Linked DNA regions of Mus musculus: all the other regions are linked to region 2. A link is a loop called in an ENCODE intact Hi-C map of the cell type or tissue named here. Cell type or tissue: heart. All regions are shown on one strand.

Region 1 (5,000 bases), 69 kb before region 2:
TTGCCTAGGCAGCCAGGGCAGTGTTCTGCTGTCACCACAGGACCTGACCCAGGCAGGGGCTCAGAGCACCAGGGGTTAAGGCTGAGAGAGCAACACAAAAGGAAAATGTACTTCCTGCCCTTGTGGCAGAGATGCTGTTTTATGCTCAGTAAATTAGGACGTTTGTTTAATGAAGAGAACACACAGATTCTGTTATTCTAAATATTTCTGGAACATGATGCTTAGAGGAAGCTGTCAAGGCAAGGGGTTTTTTGTTTTGTTTTGTTTTTTTGGGTTTTTTGGTTTTTGGTTTTTTTCTTCCTGGCTTTAGCTTTCTCCCCCCTCCAAAAGAAGGAAAACAACAGCTAAACCCCTCCTCTCCTTTTGAAATAAAGATGTCAAGCTGGTAGGGGCTGTCTTAAGTACTTTATTGAAGGATTAGTGAGAAGAGGAAGTGAGAGGGGAAACTCCAGCCAACCCCGTTTCTACCAGACTAGGGACAAAGCTGCATTTCCTAGTGGGCTTCTCTTCCTTTCAAGGGCTAAGAGATCCTTGTTTTGTTTTGTTTTGTTTTCTAGAGCAAAACCAGGCAAAAGGCAGGCTGTGATTAACATGCACCCTTCCTTCCACAAGAGCGTAGTTGCCTCATCTCCAAACCCTTTGGTTAAAAAGTTCAAAAAACTTAAAAAATAATAAAATAGAAAAACAAGAAAACCAGGCCTTTCTTTCCTCTCCCCTCTCCTGCCCTTCAGACCAGCAGCCCCACTGTGAGTCCCTGACTCTCTCCCCCCTCTTCTCCTGCCCTTCAGACCAGCAGCCCCAGCCTGGTCTACAAAGTTCCAGGACAGCCAGGGCTATACAGAGAAACCCTGTCTCAAAAAAAAAACAAAAAACAAAAAACAGACCAGCGGCCCCATTATGAGTCCCTTACTCTCTGCTTCCCTTCCCCACCCAGGGCTAGATGATACTTCCCAACCCAAGTTGCTAATGCTAGTTTGAGGGGAACCTGGCTCTGCCCACCTCCCCGGCCGTCTAAAACCTGCTGAGTGCAGTAGGAGCAAAGCTCTGGGGTGTCACCCACACAGCAAGCACACTGCCTCTCAAACTACACTCAGCAATCCCTCGATGCTTTTAACTACTCCCCAATTATCCACTAAATGACTCCCCACTTTCCTTCACCACGCGTTTGCCTCGGTTTGCCAAGCCTGAAATGTCTTCCTTCCTCATGGTGGTTTCCCTGCTTGCCCTGGACAGCAGTGGCCCCCTGAGCCTAGGAATTCCTTGAGTCCTTTGTCTGTGGCTAGTTTGGGACACAGCACAAGCTGTCTTTGTATCTTAGTCTACCACTCCACTCTTTAATGCCTTCAAATTTCCCCAGAACACAAGTCTCTTCAGGAGGCCAGCAGGCTCTCCCAGGGTAGCCCAATGCCTCACAGTACCTTTCTGGGGTTCCTGATATCTCCCCTTCACACTAGTCACTGGTTTGTCTCAGAGTGCCGGTGAGCAGGGGCCAGGTCTTACTCAATTCACACCCACCCCACCCCGCCCCCACACACACCACCTGGCAAAGTCCCTGGCAGAAGCCCGGTTAAATATTTGCTCAATTACACATCTATAGGCCCTTCCCCCCTACCCCCACCTATAACAACCTGGTATATAAATTGACTGATATTGAGTGATTGTCTACACGGGGCTTCAAGCAAATTGCCTCCTTAATAGAAAGGGAGGGAGGCCTCCAGGTGAAGTTATCAGCTTGGACTCTAGACAGTGGAGTCAGAAATGGCTACAATGTTTCTGTGAACAAGTTACCTTTTATTTATTTATTTATTTATTTATTTATTTATTTTTGCTGTTTCAAAAAGCTTTATTTTCACTTGGTCAAGGCTTAGGAGGGGCTCCGGGGCGGGTTACAGATCTGCCTAGTGGCTTGAGAGTTCTAGATGGAGGTCCTGAGATTGACTGGCTGGCATACAGCAGAGGAGGGAGTCCTTTGGGAGGCAGAAACCTCCTAAGTCGTGCTTGAGAGTGAGCCACTCTTAGAGATACTTGGGCCAGTCTGCGTTGGCTAAAAAATACGGAACTCAATGCATTTGCGTGTCATCCTTACGCAGAGGCCATGCTAATCTGTATCGTTCCAATTTTGGTATAGGTGCTGCTGTAGGAAGCACGCAAGTTACTTTGAAATCTTGCTAATCCAGAAAACCGCTCAGAGAACTGAGAACTCGATGGACCTCCCTGTAGCCCAGCCGAGGCAGCCTCCGGGTCTCCAAGACCTGGGACTTCCCAGGGACCTTTTCCCTAACACCGCTGGGTGGGGCCTTAGGCACCCGCCCGAGCCCACCCAGCCTTCAGTTTCACTACAGCCCGCAAGCAAGTCATAGAGGGTACTTGACTCAGTTTGCCTGGGAGAGATGGGGACCCGGAGGAGCGGGGTGCAGCTCCTGCCTTAGGCGTGGCTCCAGAACAGGATGAGGTGAAGACCCTAGTGCAAGGAAGTGGGGGATGTCTTCAAAACTCCGCCTCTCATCAAACATAAAAGATGCGGCTGCCCGGCCTGGTCTTAAAGTCAGGGCCAGCTCCCAGAGACTGGCCCGGGCGTGGCGTCCCAAGGTGCGGTGGAAATCAGGTGCACGCCTGCCCGGGCGACGGGGCAGCTGCCGGCAGACCCAGGCCTTCTGACCTCGGGCAATAGAAATCCAAGGTTGAATGAGGTCAGACGGGGGGGTTCTTTTCCTGCGCCCTGAGCCCCTCGGCAGCTGGGACCCCTTTTCCCACGCACTCTGAGTACCTCTCCCCGCCCCCTCCCGGCCCAAGGGCTGACGGACAAATGAGGAAGTCCGCAGCGGACGGCGGAAACCGTGCCGGGCGCAATGTCTGCGGCGGGACCGACCGATCCTGACTCAGGAGGACGCCCTGACAGCTGCCAAGCGGTCCTCGCCTGCCCGTTACCTCCCTTTGCCAAACTTACAAAGGAGCTGCTGCCCCGTGCCCACGAACGCATCCGGCCGGCTCGGCCGAGATCTCCGGGACTGCTGCGTCCCGGAAGGGGTTAAAAAGTTTGCCGGAGCTGGCCGTCGGGGAGGCGGGAGTGCAGAGGCGACAGGAGCAGGCCGAGCTCCCAGTGCCCCGACCGGGAAGGGCATCCTGTAGGGCCGGGGACTGCGTCCCCCGGTTCCCTAACCCCGAGGCCTCGCTGCCTATCACCCCTCGGGTGAGGATGCGGAGTCCGGTCGCACCCGACCGCGCTGAAACCCGCCACGCGGAGGCCGAGAACCACAGGGCCGTCCGCCCCAAAGGACTCGAGTCTTGTCGCCGCGCGCGCGCGCTCGGCAGCTCCGGGGCGGGACATACCGGCAAAGCTCGCTCACCTGAACCTGGGTCTGCCCGGGGAACAGGCGCTGGTTCTTCCGAGTGGACTTTCTCGAGCGCTCGGGCGGCGCGGCGGGGTGGGGCGAACGCGAGACTGGAAGCTGCAGCAGGTCAGGTTCTTGAGCCTTCCGTGCCCTGCCCAGGAACCGCGGTGATCTGCGCGCCTCACCGCACCCAGCTCTGGTGCGCGCCGCCCTCCCTGCCCCGCCCTTCCAAGAGGAGGGCGGGTCTACAGCTCGCCGCCGGCTCGTGGGTGGAGCTTCCAAGAGTCCCCGCCCTCTCCCCACACTGCCCAATCCAACAGGAGTCTGGCCTAAACTGACAGATTTTCGGCCTATAAACAGACAAGAGATGGAAGCCGGAGTGCTGAGATTCATCCTCCCCATCTGTCCCCACCTCCGCCCACCCCACCTTCCACCCGCGCTTCCTAGGCGGGAGCCACGCCTTGTTGGGCGGGTCCAATGGACAGCCAGGTTACAGGACCAGGATTGACGCGGATTTCATCCAATCAGAAGCAAGCGGCTCAGGCGCGCTGGGCTCCTGGTCCCGGCTCTGGTGTGCAGCTTGGGCCGCGCCGGGGCCGGAGGGAGCGTACTGGGGAGGTCTGAGGCTCTGACACTCCGCCCAGCGAACCGTGTTTTCCCTTCGTCCTGTCCTACCAGGAGAACAGATATTAAGTACCATATATGGGAAAAGTGGTATTTTACATAATTATGATGGCTGTGGGGGCGGTCATGGCTTCAACCCTGCATTCCGTGTGGGCGTCCTGAGTTCGATTTTGGAGCCTGCTCGCGGCTGTCCTCCAACCTCTGAACCTTTGCTCTGGCTAGTACCTCTGCCTGGAATGCAGTCTAAGCCACTCTTAACCTTTGAATAATTAACTCACACACATCTCAGATATTTGTCACTAAATTATTTTAAGGGTAGATTTCATTTGTTTTATTTTGGTTACTAACCACGAGAGGATTTTTTTTTTCATTTAAAAAAATGTACTTTGCCATTAATCTATCAGGAATTTGTCCACGCATTATTTTCTGCCCAAATTGTCCGTTTCCGAGTTGTGTCCATTGATCTATGTGGTCGATCCTGCAGCACGTCAATGCTTTCAAATGGCTTTATGAAGGCAAATTTCTCGTCATTGCTCTTAACTGTTGGAATGTTCTTGCTAACACAGTTAAAATGATCCTTCCATATAAACTTCAGGGAAAACTTACATTCTGAAGCCAAAAAGCAGCTAAAGAAAGAAAGAGATTTTGCAGCCCAGATGACCAGTGATTGCTACCCACATTACAGCAAAGACTGCTTCCCAGTTGATAAGAAAAATTTAAAAAATTTTTAAAAGGCTGAACCATCCAGGGGTTGTGGGTGGTATACCAGAACTCAAGAGGTCTGAGGTAGGAGGGGGAGTTCAAGACTAGCCTGAACTACACAGACAAGCAGTTCAAAGGTGTGAAATATATAAAGCCAATAATTACTTTTAAAACTAATCATCAAGAGACTGGAGATGTACGGGCAGTGGTGGCCCATGCCTTTAACCCCAGCACTCGGGAGGCAGAGGCAGGCAGATTTCTGAGTTCGGTCTGCAGAGTGAGTTCCAGGACAGCTAGAGCTACACAGAGAAACCCTGTCTCGGAAAAAAAAAAAAAAAAAAA
Region 2 (5,000 bases):
TAAGGCATAGGTAGAGGGGACTGGGGAAAAAAAAAAGGCTATGTGACAAGCTGAGCCACACTGGAGGACATTCTTTTTGCTTGCCCTCCCCTCCCCCAAAGTAAACTGGCAGGTGAGAGGTGCAGGCTGAAGCCAGCTCCTCTGGTTTCAGCTTAGAGGCACTCCTTCCACACTCTGAGGGCAATAACAGGCTCCCTTTACCCTGGAAATCCTGGTCTATAAAAATCTAAAAGCTATGTCGGGGCATGTTTGTTTTGACCTTGTTTATAGTGGAAAAGCAATTAACTGAAAAATACCTGAATATCCCACAAGAGAGCCAAGGTCAGAAGTGTGACCTGGGCTGACCAATTAATTGACTTCCCTCGGAGAAGGACAGACACACTGAGGGGTGGGGTGGCTGCAGGCCTGAAGAACCACTGCTCTGGGCTGAGGTGAGGCCATTGAGTTGTCGCTGGTTAGTGACATTAGGGCTCAGGAGAGCCATAGTGTCAGGTCAGTGTCAGAAGGTTGGATCGAAACCCTCCTCTGGCCCTTCCTAGCTATGTTCTCTGGGGCTACACGAGTGCAAAGCCTGGTTATCTGCAGGTTTTTTGTTTTCGGCATAAAGGTTAACTGGTCACAGGACCAACCTCCTGACTTACGTGAGCAATTTGCCACATGAAGGGTGTTAGAAAAGGCTGGGCTCCTGGGTTGGGAGCCTTTATTGTTAAACCATGTAACTCGAGCCAGAAGTGGGACTGTGTTCCCTTCAAGTTCATTAGTTGAAGCCCTGTCCTGCAGTACTTTAGAACTGACTGGACTATAGACAGGTCCTTTGTAGAAGCAATTATACTAAAATGAGGCTATTAAGATGGCCTTGATCTGTTTCTGGCCCAGGTCCTTGGAAGAAGAAATCTGGCCTGGCAGGCGTGTGGCACTCACTTATAACCCTAGCACTCAGAGGCAGTGGGATCATGATGATTGCAGGCCAGGCCTGGGCTACACAATGTGACTGTGTCAGCAAATAAAACAAGGACGGTGTGGAGTGGCTCCTCAGTACCTGTAATCTCAGCACTCCTGAGGTAGAGGCAGGAGGATTACCACAAGTTTGAGGCTAGCTCAGGCTCATGAGACTGGTCTCAAAAAGCCAGAAGAGGATACTGGTGTTCTCTTAGTAGGTAGGAGCGGCTCGCCATCATGAGGACCAGAGTCCTGATCCCAGCATCCATGCACTAAGCTGGGTGTCCAACACAGGCCTGTAACCCCAGCCTCAGGTGGGTCAGAGTCAGGGAGATCAGTCACTAGGGGTTGCTGACTTCCAGGATAGCCCAGAGATTGGAAGCCACAGATTCAAAGAGACACACCTCCATGGAGAAAGTATTAGATGATAGAGGGGATGATGTGTTAGAATGGCGGATGGTGTCTCAACAGCACACTAGGCCAAGGCAGTTCCATGTGGAAGAGGTTTTATTGGGGAAGAGAGAGAAGGTGGCAGCAGAAAGAGAAGACGGGGGGGGGGGGGAGTGAGGAAGGGGTGTTTTCTCTCTCTCTCTCTTTTTTTTTTCAAGACAGGGTTTCTCTGTGAAGCCCTGGCTGTCCTGGAACTCACTCTGTAGACCAGGCTGGCCTCGAACTCAGAAATCTGCCTGTCTGTGCCTCCCAAGTGCTGGGATTAAAGGCGTGCACCACCACTGCCGGGCTTGTTCTCTTTATATAGAAATTTAGAAATTTATGTAACACCGGTAAAGGTGGGAGGTGAGCCAAGCAGATGCTGGGAATATGGTGCCTGTTGCCTTAGCAACCAATCTGCAGGTCCCAGGTCCCATTGTCACCTATGTGATGTCATAAATTTGGGAGGTCCTGATGCCAACAGGGCTTAACTAATGTCCTCTGCTGCATCCCCCCCCCCCCACAGAGTAAGTAAATAAACAAACAAATCTAGACAAATCTAGAAAAAAAGAAAGAAAGAAGAGAGAGAGAGAGAGAGAGAGAGAGAGCAAGCAAGCTTATGCATGCCATTAATTCTAATACTTGGGAAATCGAGGCAGGAAGATCTCTGTGAGTTAAAGACCTGCCACAAAGCAAGTTCCAGGACAGCCGCATAGTCAGATCCTGTTTAAGAACAAATACAAGGGGCTGGAGAGATGGCTCAGTGGTTAAGAGCACTGACTGCTCCTCCAGAGGTCCTGAGTTCAATTCCCAGCAACCACATGGTGGCTCACAACCATCTGTAAAGGGATCTGACGCCCTCTTCTGGTATGTTTGAAGACAGCTACAGTGTATTCACATACATAGAATAAATAAATCTAATTTTTAAAAATACAAAACAAAAAACCCAAAACAAAACACAAAAATGAAAAAGAAATGCTTTTAAAAAAAAAAAAAAAAAAAAAAGCAATAGAGGTGTACCTATGCACAGGGGGGAAATATCCACATGAAGTCATAGCAAGAAAGCAGTCATATACTGGCCAAGGACACAGACCTCAGAAGCAACTGAGGCTGCTCCTGAAGCAAACACTCTGTCCCTCCAGCCTGCCTCGTGCCCTGTGTGTGGGGTTTAGCCATAGTGACACAGGATGACGTATGCCTCATACCCAGGAGGACAGAGCCTTTCCCAGGGGTTTACTGTATAGCTAACCGCACATGTGCTACCATTCTAACGCAGCAACAACCTGCTCAGGTCAATTGCCAATCAGGAGGAGGGGTCCAGCTCCTTTCAGAGATGGACCACTGGTAGTGAGGGAGGGGGTAAGTTGGGAGCAGGGGAATGGGACTTTGAGGTACCATCCAGCCTGCCTTCTTGGGTAGGACCCCAGTTGGTTCCCATTTCTCCTGGGAGCATGGTTTCTTCCTCCCTCCCTCTCTCTTCCTCCTTTCTTCCTTTTCCTTTCCTTCTTTCTTTTTTTCTTTTTTGATTTTTCTTTTCTTTTTCTTTCTTTTCTTTTCTTTTCTTTTTTTTTTTTTTTTTTTTTTTTTGAGACAGGGTTTCTCTGTGTAGCCCTGGCTGTCTTGGAACTCACTCTGTAACCAGGCTGGCCTCAAACTCAGAAATCCACCTACCTCTGCCTCCCAAGTGCTGGAATTAAAGGCGTGCACCACTACTGCCTGACCCTTTTTTGATTTTTCAAGACAGGGTTTCTCTATGGAGCCCTGGCTCTCCTGGAACTTTGTAGGCTAGCTGGCTTCAAACTCAGAGATTCTCCTGCCTCTCTCTGCCTCCCAAGTCCTGGGATTAAAGAGGTGCACTATCATTGTGCCATTTTTCTAGTGCTAGCGTTTTCTAATTTGCAGCAGGAAGCCCAGGGAGTCACTCACACACCACACCACTTCCCTGGGTCAGGGTCTCTGCATGTATGAAACAGGAACAGAAGCTGTGAGCTCAGATGGGTATGTTAAGATACAGAAGTGAAGCTTGGCCCTGTGGGCATCAAGAGACCCATAGGAGGTGGAGGAAGGCAGTGGGCCAGAGGAGACAACCACTTAGCTGTGTTTACCCAGTAGACTGGCTGCAGGTAGGGCCCTGACCCACCTCCCAGACACTCCTGCTGGGTGTCAACAGAAGGCAATCAGAGCTGGGGGGAGGTGTGGCAAATTAAGGACTCAGGGTGAATTCCACTAAGCATTCTCCAGGGGTGAGGTCACCTCTGGCTCTCCGGGGCTGCTGGAGTTCAGGGCAGAGGAGGCTGTGTCAGAGATCAGGGAGGACGCAAAGTCCAATGGAAGACCAGTAGCCTGGGCTAGGCATGGAGCAGGGAGAGCCAGGGAGAGCCAGGGAGAGGAAGGTTTACCTAACTTCTCCTCCTTCTCCTCCTCCTCCTCCTTCTCCTTCTTCTCTTTCTCTCCACCTACCATCTACCTACCTTTCTATCAATCTATCATCTATCTTTTTTTTCTCTATTTTATTCTATTTTTCTTAATACCTAACACTTCTTAAGCTCTTGCTGAGTGACCGAGTATTTAAATCTGCCATGTCCCCTAATCCTACCCAGATCCTTAATCAGCACTGTTATGAACCCCAATTTACAGGGGTGGATTTGGGTCACAGCATGGTGAGAGCCTTGCTCCACAGGGAAAGCAATCTGTCTGGTGAGTATCTGTAAAATGGCAATACCATCCATGCACATCATGGTGTAGGAGGATATTGTGAGGACTGGGTAAGATGGCACTGGCCACATCACTCAGAGGGTGCAGGCCATTGTCAGCACCTCCATTTTTCTGATGCAAGACTCATCATCTCACAGTCAGTGGGCTGACCTAAGGCTGTGTGCACGTAGTAGGTACAAGGGAAGGATTTGATCAGGACCTGGTTCTTCCTGCACTGCGGAGGAGTGACCTGTTGGAGGTGATATTCCTATTTGGCTAATAGCCGGTGCTCTGGTGCTCTAGGCATTGGTGAGGAACCACAGTAGAATGCCTGGAAGCCTTGCTTGCTGCCTAGCATCCTGTCCAATGAGGACATGGCCCTGACATTGTTCTCTGGACCCTGCCTGTCCAGGGCCCACAGGACAGGAATTTCCGCAGCCTGGCCAAAACAGCCTTCACTTTCTGGGAAAGCTGTCCCCTGGTAGCCACGGCAGGGGGTGAGTAGGTCCCTGATCCCCTGGCCAGGCAGAGGCTTCTGGTAAGAGCGACTATGGAGAGACATTGTCAACATCCTTTGAACCTTCCAGGTCTGGGCCTGGAGGCCATTCCCATGGAAACGCAGTGACCTCTACACTCACCTCTCTGACAGCCACTGGGATACAGAGTCAGAGCGCTGGGATTCAGTCCTAGTCTATCCTTCCCTGTGCACTCAGAAGGGAGGTTGGATGGTATCCGAAAGCTGCCCGTGTGCTCCAACACCAGCACAGGGGTGACAAACAGCCTCCTCTGGGGTCTTAGGAATGCAAGCTTCTAGTTAGCACAGCCAGTCTCCTTTCAGTACTGAACACTAGAAGGTACTTAGTTAACTGGGACTCAAGGGTAGAGTACGCGCTGCTGAACGTGTGCGAGGTCAGGTTCCCATTTACAGACATGCAGTA
Region 3 (5,000 bases), 54 kb before region 2:
CCTTGACATTCTACAGTCTAAGCGGGAAACATTGGGGCGTGGGAATTCTATCTCAGTAATGCTGTGACTTAAGAGAATGAAAACTCGGGCTGGTGAGATGGCTCAGTGGGTAAGAGCACCCGACTGCTCTTCCGAAGGTCTGAAGTTCAAATCCCAGCAACCACATGGTGGCTCACAACCATCTGTAACAAGATCTGACACCCTCTTCTGGAGTGTCTGAAGACAGCTACAGTGTACTTACATATAATAAATAAATAAATCTTTAAAAAAAAGATTTAAAAAAAAAAAAAAGCAAAAAAAAAAAAAAAAAGAGAATGAAAACTCAAAGCGAAGGTGCCTCCCTTGGTTCCACACAAAGGATGTTTGAAAGTGAAAACTCTGCCCAGCCTACTTCTTCCACCCCACAGCCTGTGGCTAATTAGGCACAGCACCCTGATCCACCATAGCCTAGTATGGTTGACTCTACCATGGTGCATCATTGACTGGGTGCCAGTGGCTCTCAGGTTCTTTCCCTGGAGGCTGCTTTTCTACATAAGTCAAAAAGGCTGTGTGTATGGTCATGTGTGTTGAGAAGATGGCCCAGATGGTATGAAGCCCCTTCCAATGTACAGAAGCCTGCATCCCATGCTGCCTCACAGACAAGCGGGGCTGGATGGGAGAGTGCACAGGATCTGAGCAATGGGCAAGGAACATAACTTAACCCCAGTCCAGAGCAGCCTGGACCTGGCAGCCTAACACCTGGGTTGGAATTTTAGCTTTACCGCCGACCAGCTGCATGATGTTAAAATGACAAAGCTAAGAAGCCTAGGGCATACAGCTTGGCATGATGGTGCTCTGGGGTGGCAGGCAGATCTCTGTGAATTTAATGGCAGCCAAATCTGTAAAGCAAGTTCCAGACCAGCTAGGGCTACATACTGAGACCTTGTCTCAAAACAAACAAACAAACTAACTAACTTTAAAAAAGAAAGATAGAAAGGAAGAAAGAGAGAGAAAGAAAGAAAGAGGTCCAGGAAGAAAGAAAGAAAGAAAGAAAGAAAGAAAGAAAGAAAGAAAGAAAGAAAGAAAGAAAGAAAGCAAAAGCAAGCAAGAAAGAGATCCAGCACACCATGGTGAGGATGTTACATGTGTTAGGTCAAAAAGAAAAGAAAAGCCACGTCCTTATTGTGTGATCGTAGGCTAACTTCTTGACTCTTCTGGGCCTTAGCAGTCTTCATTTATAAACAGATAAGAGTGTGAGCAGGTGTAGTGCCAAGCACCTCTGATACGAGTATTTGAGAGGTGGGGACATACGGATCAAGAGTTGAAGGCCAGCATGGCTACATTACAAATTTGAGGCTAGCCTGGGTTATGTGAGACCTCTATGGCAAGGAAGGTAGCAAGAAAGAAAGATGGGGAAAAAAAAGTGACAGTCCTGTCCTACACTTCACCAAGCTACATGCTTTGTTTGCTTATCCAGGAAGACTTGTGGGAACACAACTTCCACACCGGAGGGGCCTATGTTATCTTGACAGTTATTTTGACTAACTCAGAGAGTGACTTGCGGGATTCTGGAGGTCAGAGGCTGGTGAAGGAGGGGCTGAGAGGAAGAGGGACAGAGACAATGACACCACTGTTGCCCAAGAGAAGCCCCTCAACTTCGAAGTCATTCAACCACGGAAATGAGACAAAACCATACAGGGCGGTTGGGCAAGAGAGGGAGGCACCCGGCGGTGAAGGAGGTGGCTCAGACTGAGCGGCTCCCAGTGAACAAGGGCCAAAGTATCAAGCTGTTTGGAGTGAGCCCAAGGGCCAGAGACAGCCCTCCTGTAAATACCCTTGATTTAATTGGAGGTGCTTCCCAGGGCTGGAGAGGCCAACTCTGCCTACAGCCTCTCCTCCTGTGGCTTTTCTATGGCTTCAGGGGCACGTTTACAGGGATTGTAGAACACACCAGGCATTTTCTGAGACCATTTCCATGTTAAGTTGGCCTCTCACACCTACAGGTTCCACATCAGGTATCCAACTGAGGGCTAAAAATAACTGCAAAATAAGGTGCCTCTACAGAACACGTGAGTACTTTCTGTATTATTCCCTAAGCATGACAGCCCACCTCTCGGGAGTGAGATAGGTATGTGACAAGCTTAGCCTGACATCACGTTCATAATTAAGAGTGTAATAATGTAGGCTAAAGAGATTGTTGAGCGGTTAAGAGCTTTTGCTAGTCTTCCCGAGGACCTGAGTTCAGTTCTCAGCACCCATGTCAGGCAGCTCACAACCAGTAATTCCAGTTCCAGGGGGGAGGGGTCTGATAATCTCTTCCAGTCTCTGTGGGCACCCACATGCATGCAACATGCACAGACACATGGACATACATCCAATTGTCTTATTAAAGGATCATAATTTTATATACAGTCCTCACCATGCTCCAGTACAATGGCTGCTATTACTCTACCTATTGTGTGGAGACTTAGACTAAACAGACCAGGCGGCTTCTAAGGTCACACCGACAAGGGCCAGATCAAGAATTCTCTTTCCTGAAGTCCGGAACTGCCTCCCGAAGAAGCAAACCTCAGTGAGCACAGCTTCCAAACACTGCACTACTGGTTACAGCTCAGCTCCGTGACCAAAGTAGAGCCATGCTGGCCACTCGGGGAAATAAAAGGCCGCAAACTTACTGTCTCCTGGGCTCTCTCTGCCTCCCCCTTCTCTGTCCTTTGTGAGTCAAAATCCATTTTCTGGGCTCTGATGAGGCACAGGGACTGCTCTCCTTGCTGTTCCCAGCCAGGAACACTCTTGTGTCAACTGTCCACTCCCATTACATCATTCAAGTCAGTCCTAAAATAAAATACCACCTCCACTCGAATGTCCCCCTAACCCAGGTGACAGGTCATCACCCCGTTCAGGGGATGGACGCTTCCCTGCAGCTGTGGCCTGCCTCCTCTTCCTGTTTAGTCACTGTCTGCCAGCATATCCACTTTGTCTTCATTAAACTGTAAACTCCAAGGACACAGGGGACTTCCAGCCTTGGCTCCCTGCCCTAGCTCTAGTGCAGAGGACAGAGGCTGACAGACAGCAGGTGTACCATACACGTCCACTCAAGAAATGACACGGAGCAGAAGGAGGGTCTGGGAAGACAGCTCAGTGGAGAAGAGCAATTGCTGCTGAAACATGAGGAGTCAGGTTCGAATCTCCAGTACCCATGTGAAAAGCCAAGCATGATCACAGTTATTGCACTCCTAGAAGCTGAGGCAGGAGGAGTAACGTGGCTTGATGGCTATCAGCCTATTTCCAGACTCAGTGAGTGACCAGGCATCAAGGTAATAAGGTGGAGAGCAGGACCCTTGAAGTCTTCCTCTGGCCTCTCCGTGAGTGTGCACCAACACATACACAGTGCATATACCACATAATACACACACATATGCATACATACATACATACATACATACATACACAGGAATAACAGGAATGACCTAAGAGGTGTGGTGGTGCACACTTTTAATCCCCACATGTGGGAGCCAAAGGCAGGGGCATCTCTGCGAGGTTGAGGTCAGGCTGGTCTACATAACATTCATCCCAACCATCAAGGAATATATAGTGAAACCTTGTCTGGAAGCAAAGCAATACGAAACAAACAAACAAACAAACAAAAAAAAAATCTGAGAGGATCCTAAGAAAATAGCTATACCTTTAAGAGTTTCTAGGCCTTTTGGGGAAGATCAAGTACATGTACACACAAACACACACGGTTTGGTAGGCCTCCGTGGTTCCGATTGGGCATAAAATATTTCAAAATAGAATCTGCCTCCTGTGCCTACCCTCCGGCCCCAAGAAGTAACTAAGTAATTGCTGTGACTTGTTCCAGTCGGTTCACATCCACAAGTAGCGGCCAGGGTTCAGTGCTCGCGGTTCCCGCCTGACTCCGAGCACTGGCCCTCCTGGCCCTGGCACCTTGTCTGTGGAGAAGGTGCCCACGCTCCACCCGCCGGCAGGTATAGTTGGCTGGGCCCGCCTACTTCCGCCCCCTAGCCAATAGAGAATGCGCATGTAAATTACTCCGTTCCTACGGCCACCAATGGTTGCAAAGGCCAAACAGGTTGGCCAGGTTTCCGCTCTGAGCGAGCCGGTGCCGTTCCGCACACTCGCACCGGAGTCTGAGAGATCTAGGAGCCAGAGGCACCGGGATGGTTGGAGATAGAGAGGCCCTTGGAGCCAGGAGGGAGGCGGGGTGGAAGCTGGAGTCCGCGCCCAGGACTTGGGCTTGTCCGGCTGCCCCGCTCCGCCCCTTTCCTGCCATGTGCTCTCCTGGGTAGACCTGGCTCAGCTGCTGTCCTGTCTACAGGTTAACTGTGTGACCTTTCTCGAGGCTTTAGTTTGGAAGCTGGAAAAGACTGTAACAACGTCCTCCTTAATCTGTGCGTGAGGAGCCGTGGGCAGGACAAATGGAAGAGGCTGGGGGAACTCCCATCTTTGCAAACCTTTGTGCCTGTGGGTAAATAAAGGCATCACTCTTTAAGTGGACATGTGGACAAGCCGGATGTCCTAGTTCGATCTCACAGCACAGCAGTGGCTGCCAGCACACAAGACTGAGACCATCAACATTCTATCCTGGATGGGGTAGAGGTTCATAAGGACTCACCGTACCCTGAGGAGTTATAGGTGATTAATGTTTACTGGGAGACGGAGATCTTGTTCGTCAGTGGTACAGGCATACATGAATTGCTCTTGCTCAAGTAAATCTTTCATCTTCTTCAGGCAACGCTAATTAAACACAATGGGCAGTACACAGATATGTAGTAAGAGAGACTTGTTGGGAAGGAGGGTTTATTTAGGAAGGAGGGATAAGAGGAGGGGAGGGGGGAGAGAGGAGAAGACGACAGACAATGATAAAAGTGTCATGTGTGTGTAAAATTATGAAAGAATAACTGTGGTGGTTTGAATATGCTTGGCCCAGGGAGTGGCGCTATTAGGAGGTGTGGCCTTCTTGTTGGAGGAAGTGTATCACTATGGGAGGGGCTTTGAGC

What was found. Hi-C counts contacts between places; a loop is a spot of excess contacts. Peaks named below come from ENCODE experiments on the same cell type or tissue, not always from the same donor. Only the 100,000 strongest peaks of a DNase experiment are listed, where the experiment ranks them.
Region 1: it touches region 2 in a loop (2.5-fold over the local background); 18 of 42 quality-filtered maps call a loop at or near these places.
Region 3: a loop joins it to region 2, with 2.7 times the contacts of the local background. A loop is called at or near these places in 18 of 42 quality-filtered maps.

Annotation. Positions count from the first base shown.
Region 1 is chr15:77,838,610-77,843,609 of GRCm38, forward strand. Myh9 (myosin, heavy polypeptide 9, non-muscle) reads right to left here and starts at 3,566. Exons shown (of 41, transcript NM_022410.3): 1 at 3,348-3,566. It also overlaps the pseudogene Gm22107. In heart, a CTCF peak has its summit at 2,785 (motif pointing left); DNase peaks (open chromatin) are centred at 52, 1,992, 2,832 and 3,782; H3K4me3 peaks cover 4,503 bases; H3K27ac peaks cover 4,733 bases.
Region 2 is chr15:77,907,682-77,912,681 of GRCm38, forward strand. No RefSeq gene overlaps it. Among named protein-coding and RNA genes, the nearest start is that of Txn2, 19 kb to the right of the region's middle. In heart, a CTCF peak has its summit at 2,238 (motif pointing left); DNase peaks (open chromatin) are centred at 3,580 and 4,510; H3K27ac peaks cover 3,238 bases.
Region 3 is chr15:77,853,820-77,858,819 of GRCm38, forward strand. No RefSeq gene overlaps it. Among named protein-coding and RNA genes, the nearest start is that of Myh9, 14 kb to the left of the region's middle. In heart, no CTCF peak of the experiment used is centred here; DNase peaks (open chromatin) are centred at 2,972 and 4,082; H3K4me3 peaks cover 1,069 bases; H3K27ac peaks cover 1,562 bases.